Regions from separate parts of the Mus musculus genome. Here region 2 is linked to region 1. The links are chromatin contacts, found by Hi-C or POLR2A ChIA-PET in ENCODE. All regions are on one chromosome and are shown on one strand. The core of a region is the stretch at or near the end of the contact, and the rest is flanking DNA. Distances in the headings are between cores, read along the strand shown.

The links. A loop is a pair of places that touch in the nucleus more often than their neighbours do. ChIA-PET counts read pairs that join two places held with the same protein, here RNA polymerase II (POLR2A).
Region 2: POLR2A ChIA-PET joins it to region 1 with 27 read pairs in Patski. The contact joins the promoter of Acot2 here to the promoter of Riox1 in region 1. A Hi-C loop is called at or near these places in 1 of 37 maps with a recorded cell type or tissue (heart). POLR2A ChIA-PET finds 5 or more read pairs at or near these places in 3 of 5 experiments (Patski and embryonic stem cell).

Annotation. Positions count from the first base shown.
Region 1 is chr12:83,949,118-83,952,169 of GRCm38, reverse strand. It overlaps Riox1 (ribosomal oxygenase 1), which reads right to left and starts at 1,562. Exons shown (of 1, transcript NM_023633.3): 1 at 1-1,562. The coding sequence starts at 1,478. The region is part of intron 16 of Heatr4 (HEAT repeat containing 4); the gene reads left to right.
Region 2 is chr12:83,986,185-83,989,311 of GRCm38, reverse strand. It overlaps Acot2 (acyl-CoA thioesterase 2), which reads right to left and starts at 1,451. Exons shown (of 3, transcript NM_134188.3): 1 at 831-1,451. The coding sequence starts at 1,410.

The DNA of each region.
Region 1 (3,052 bases), core at 313-2,812:
TCCCAGCGAACTGGGAGCCCGTGAACACTTAGAGCCCGTTCCCTATCGGTCAACACAGGGGGCAGGGAATCGTGAATGAAGTCTTTTGCTCTCTGGTCAGCCACAGCATCGACAGGAGCAAAGTGTCCCAGGCGAGCAACCAAGACCCGCACCTTTTCCATGAAAGCTGTCCTTCTAGGATCCTTAGAGTCGGAATGCTGGGCCCCCATGTAATCCATGAAGTCTCGGGGCAAGCCTCTGCGGAACTCCACGTTCTCCTCTATGGCCGCTTGCACTGCCAGAGGCAGTACAGCCTCCAGGAAGTCACCCCATGTATTGCGCTGGTAGGTGGACAAGGTGAGGTGTAGGGAGTGGACTCCATCCTGACATTCAGCTTGGTGAATGAAGCCCCGAGGAAAATAGAGCAGGTCTCCAGGTTCCAGTACCGTTTGCAGCACAGGCTCACCAAGGTCCTCCTGGCTGAAGTTGGGACTAGATGTCAGGGCCAACTCCTCACTCGGGTCCCGCGGTCGGTAGACGCGCCAGAGTTTCCGACCTTCCAGCTGCAACACGAAAGCCTCGATGTCATCGTAGTGAGGAGCAAAGCCCTGCGAGTCCGGGGGCGTGAGGTAGACGTTGGAGCCCGCCATGCTGCCAAACTGCTCCTGGAGCACGGCCAGAAACTGCCACACGGTGGGCGAGAAGGCTTGCGGGCACAGGAGGCGCAAGGAGCAGCCGGCTCGGTACAAGGACCACGCGGCGGCGGGAAGCGCGCGGCCCGGCGGGTTCAAGGTCTCCCGCCGTCCATCGACGTAGCGCGCGGCGTCCAGATGCTGCCCGAATTGCACGTCCTCGTAGCGCAGCATCGAGTCCAGGTCGGCGGTGGAGAAGAGACCCTCGTAGTAGCTGCGGTCCTGCCGCCGCACCAGCACCGCCTCCCGCTCCCACAGCCGCCGGTAGAAGTGGTCCGGAGGCAGGGGCGCCAGGAGCCACTCGAAGAGGCGGGCGGCGCGCCTCCGGCTGCTGGGGATGCCGTTCAGCTCCGTCAGTACCTGCTGCAGCGGCGAAGCCCGGGGTCGCCCCGGCTCATCCGCGTGCGAGCCCGGCGGCGGCGGAGCGGCCGTCCCCAGGTTCCGGGAGAGCGCAGCCCATCCCTCCACGCGGCTCGGCAGCGTCGCCGAAGCCGACCTCGGGCGCGCTGACACCGGCCGCGGCTCCGCCGACCGCGAGGCCTCCAGCAGCTCTGCCGGCCTCTTCCGCTTGCCCCGAACCGAGGCCACCGCCACTTTCGAGTCCGAGTCCTCGCTCCGGAGCGCGCGAGCTCTCAGCGCGGCCACGCGGGACGCCGCCGCACTTTTCCGGTGCCTTCGGATCTTCCGGGGCCGCAAGGGCAGGGCCAAGACCGACGCGCCGCGGGGCTGCGACTGCGGGTGCCGCCGGCGCCTCCCCCGCCCGCGCTTCAGCAGCGCCGCACCGTTGCCATTCGGTAGCTCGTCCATAGCGGGGCGGCCGGCGGGTCCCACGCTTCCGCGGCCGTGGTGCTTTCTGGGAAGGGGGCGAGTCCTTCGGCATTCCCTGGGTAGGCCAAGCCTACCGTCTTCCTGGGTCCTACAGCTAGCCCGGTTTGTCACCTTTTAAAACCGCGGTAGTATGCACTGGCAAGGCAAAATTCTCTACCAGATAAAGACTCCGTGTAAGAAAAGAAGGCACGAGGCATTTCAAAAGAAAACAACTTCATTCCTCTTTTTTGCTTTTCTGGGACAGAATCTTTCTACAGAAGCCGTAGCTATATAGTCCTAGAACTTATTAGGTGAGCCAAGTTGGCTTTGAACTCACAGAGATTTCTGTCTCTGCCTCGCGATTGCTGGGATTAAAGGTGTGCAGCGCTGAGCCTGGCTTCCTGTTTTAGTCCGCTTTCTCATTTTTGTGGTAGGCATTTTTGTTCCTAGGCAGTTTCCTGGTAGAATGGAATGAAGGCAAAGTTTGATATTCTGTATGAAGCACAGCTCTTACTGGCTCTCTTCACTGCAGAAAACTTCATTGTTAAGCCTCTCCTCTTCTTTTTCCTCTCTCTCCTCAGTTACAAAGCCTTGCCAGGTATGGTGGTTCATGCACGGGGAAGGCTGAGGTTACAGGGTGAGCCGCTTGTAATTAATATTCTTCCTCTGAAAAGGAAGTTAGGGACTTCTCCACTTTGTCAGTGTATTGCTACATAGTCCTTTCTAACCTCAAACTCCTGGGCTTGCCTCTCAATATGACATTGCAATAGGCTGTTTCTCCTCCTCCTCCTCTTCTTCAAGCTTCTGACTTTTTAAAAAGTTTGTGCATGCGTACGTGTATGTCTCAAGGAGGCCAGAGAAATCTCTTAGTACAGTAGTTTGTGGAAATCTCTCTCTGATCCTTGGATAGAGTCGTAAACACTCTTTAACCACTGAACCATCATCTCTAGCCCCCCGCAGACACCGCTTCTGCAAGCATTCTTGTGAGTGTGTGTGTGTGTGTGTGTGTGTGTGTGTGTGTGTGTGTGTGTGTGTGTGTATTTTACATATGTATGTACCACCATGCCTGGCAGAACATAGGTCTTGATTGGGCAGGATGGCAATACTTTCTCAGGGAGTTAGGTAGCTTAAATGAATTGATTGGAACCTGTGATGGTTAACACCGATTGTCAACTTGACAGGTGTTAGTGTTATTTTACATAGTGTGTTGCAGTTTTCCTCTTAACCCAGCTAACTCCCAAAGAATTGAGACTGGACTAGTATATTTACTCAAAAAGCTTTAAGGGCACAACAACTGAGCAGGTTACTCTATTTTAATCCTTTATGCTAATCTAGCACCTTCCCGACAGAATCTTCCTGATACTTGCAGCATTTTAGTACTGATCTGGTTCTCTGGGCTCCCGGACTGCTCTTTGTTTTTTCTTTCTCCTTTTCCTTATCTCTCTTGGAGTCTCTCCTCCCAGCCAATCCCCACTTCCTCTCTCGAACTCTGCAAATGTCCAGCCCTATTCTCTTTCGTGCTCATTCATTGGCTGATCAGTTCTTTACTGACCAATCAGGGAATTATTGTAGAG
Region 2 (3,127 bases), core at 202-2,701, 37 kb before region 1:
GCTTACTTAGCCATTTTTGTTGTTGTTATTTTGAGGCAAGACCATCTAATATACCGGTATAACCCAGTAAGGCTCTGTAGCCAACAATGAACGAGAGCTTCTGGTTCTCCCACCTCGACCTGTGGGTGCTGGGATTGCAGTGCTGTGCCTTCTTGCCAGGTTTACCCTGTGCTGGGGATAGCACCCAGTACTACTCCAAGCAAGCACTCTACCAACGGAGCCACACCCTCTAGCCCAAGTGTATGAAGCTTGTCTCAATGTCAGAATACTAATGGCTTCTCCTGAGAGTTCTTTCCCCCATCACTGCCTGAGAGTTCTGTTGATTCTCCTGCCTCCTTTGCTGGAACCTCCATATGCAGCTAAAAACCAAGAAAAATTAAAAATATTGGAAACTTCGTAGAAGAGTGCTTGCCAAGTTTGAGTTCCCACACTGCCACAAGAAAAGACAGAAGACATTCTAAAAGAACATTAGGGGATGTGGGTGTAACACTGCGGACTTTATTATTAGGAGCCTCTCCCCTTGTCTTATGATGCCCTTTTAATTTAGCAGCGGAATTGAAGGACCAGCTTCAGGCAAACAGCATCACTATAACAGGCTTCTTCCGGTCCAGTCCAGTCCAGTCCAGTCCTATCTCCTTCCCACCAAGTCCTAGATCATTTGGAGCTACCCTTTTCTTCACTTCTGAGTTCGAGGCCAGCCTGGTCTAGAGTGAGTTCCAGGACAGCCAGGGCTATACAAGAAACCCTGTCTCAAAAAAAACCAAAAGCAAACAAACAAACAAACACCCACAGGGAACTTTGAGCAAAGGGAAATGTGGAGGGCTGCTCACCTGGGGGCAGGAAGAGCGTGGCGCGCACCCGGCCCTCTCGTACGGGCACGCGCCGCACCCCGGGAGCCAAGAAGTGACGCTCGTGCACCGCCTGCGCCAGCCGCTGCCCGCCATCGGGCTCGTGTCCGTCCAGCACCTCCAGCTCCACCAAGAAGGGCGTCTGCACGTCGCGCTTGATCAGGCGCCAGAGAGGCCGTTCGGGCTCCATGGCCCAGAGCAGCCCCATGGGCTCGAGCCCCGAGAAGCTGCCGCCCAGCGCGGGCGCGCGCGCCAGGTTCAGCTCGCCGCCAGCGTCGGCGCGGTAGCGCGCGTGGGCTCGGAAGAGCGCGCCCTTCTCGTCGCGCAAGGCAGAGCGCAGCGTGACGGGCTGCTCGGGGGCCAGGCCGCGCACGGCGATGCTCAGCGGCTCGTCCCAGCAGCTGCGGCCCTCGGGCTCTACGCTCAGCGTCGCATTTGTCCGCGCCCAAGTGGTCCGGCCACCAGTGCTGAGCGGCGGAGGTACAAACAGCCGCGCCCAGCTCTTCCAATCCTGTTGGCACAACCTGCTTGCTCTCAGGACAGCGAAAGACGAGGCCACCATTTTGCGTCGTTGACTTCAGCCCTCGGTTCCGCAGAGAAAGTTAAGAGATCCTCTAGTGGCCAGCTGCCTGCCTGCAGTCCTTAGACTGAGCTGTGTGCTTGCTGAGCTGGGAGGATCACAGAGCAAAGCAAGCAACAAAAGCAAAAGTAGTAGTGACGCTTTGACTAAGGCGTCTGTGCGTTAAGACTCCGTTATATCCGGAACCTAGCACTGTTTTTCAGGTGCTCTTTACCCCATGAAAAGTGGGCTGGACCAGGGCTCGCTCTTAAAAGCCTCTCACCCAATGAAACCTCCAGTCGCCAAATTCCTAAGGTTGCAGAGTCAAGAATGTGAGATTGCAATTGAGTTTCATCACGTCCTAGAGTAATAGACACTCGTTACTAATCTTAGGACTGTTCTTTCAAAAACGTGCATCATGATATTTTGTTTGTGTGCTGTTTGCGCGTGCTTAGTCTACACATTAATGTCCATGTCCAATGGCCTTAATGTCTCATGGGCTGTGTGACCCTTTACCTACATTCCACACTCGTGTAAAAATAGTCAAATGATGTCATAGTTTACATTGAGCTCGTCTTTTGACCCTCTAGGCAAACACTTTTTCCTACTCATCCCGGATTTTACACATTTCCCAAGTGTTATATAAGCTATTGCTTCCAATCAGTGATTTTTTTTTCTTCCAAGGCCTTAAACCTTACAAGGATTATTGCACATCTTTATTATTACAGAAACCTGAGACTATATAAGTTGTATTTGTCTCTGTTCCTAAGAAGACAACTGTGTTAGATTTTGTTTACTTGACCCAAACTAGAAACACCTTGGAATAGGCAGGGATCCTCACTTGGGGCAATGCCTGTATCATATTGGCCTATGTGTCACTGATGGTTTGTGTGGGAGGACCTAGCCCACTGCGGGAGGTTCCACGCTGGGCAGGTCAGCTAGATTTTATTAGAAAGCTGGGGGTGGGGATGGGGCCTGGAGAATTAGCTCAGAGGTTAAAAGTACAGGCTGTTCTTCCGAAGGACTTGAACTCATTTCCCTCAGCCATAAGGGAGCTCACAGCATTCTGCAAGTTCAACTCTAGGGATCAGAGACATACAAACGGTGTGTGTGTGTGTGTGTGTGTGTGTGTGTGTGTAGGGAAACAAGTCATTGCTCCCCTGTGGTTCACGCCCCCTGCTTGAGTTGCTGTTTGACTTTCCTCAGGAAATGAATGCCAAATACACCTTTTCCTCCGCTAGCTGTTTTTGGTCGGAGTTTTATCACACTTATAGAAAAAGCAGGCTAGGGTATCTACCTTGAAGATCTTGCCCAGGCAAAACTTTTCACCGAGTTTCAAATGACCTCGCACCGCACTGGTCATGGAACTTGGAAATAACTGTTTTTGTATTGCTACTATGGATTCTTCAACCTTATTTTGTGCATCCAGTCCCAGGAACCAAAAAAAGTAAATAATAATAATAGCTTATTTTTAATCCTAATAAGAACCCTATTTGGTGAACAATTAGAACCAGAGAGCCTGATTTGCTAAGGCACACACAGCTAGGCAACTGGAAATGCTGGATTCTACACCTTAGGGCACCATTCCCTGCCTATAAGGACCTTTAAATTCTTTAAGTGCCTCTCATGCAATGATGTCCTATATTGAGAAGAGAATTTAGAAAATGCACTCAAATACCTCCCCTCCACACCCAGCAATCTGTTAAAAAAAAGAAAAAAA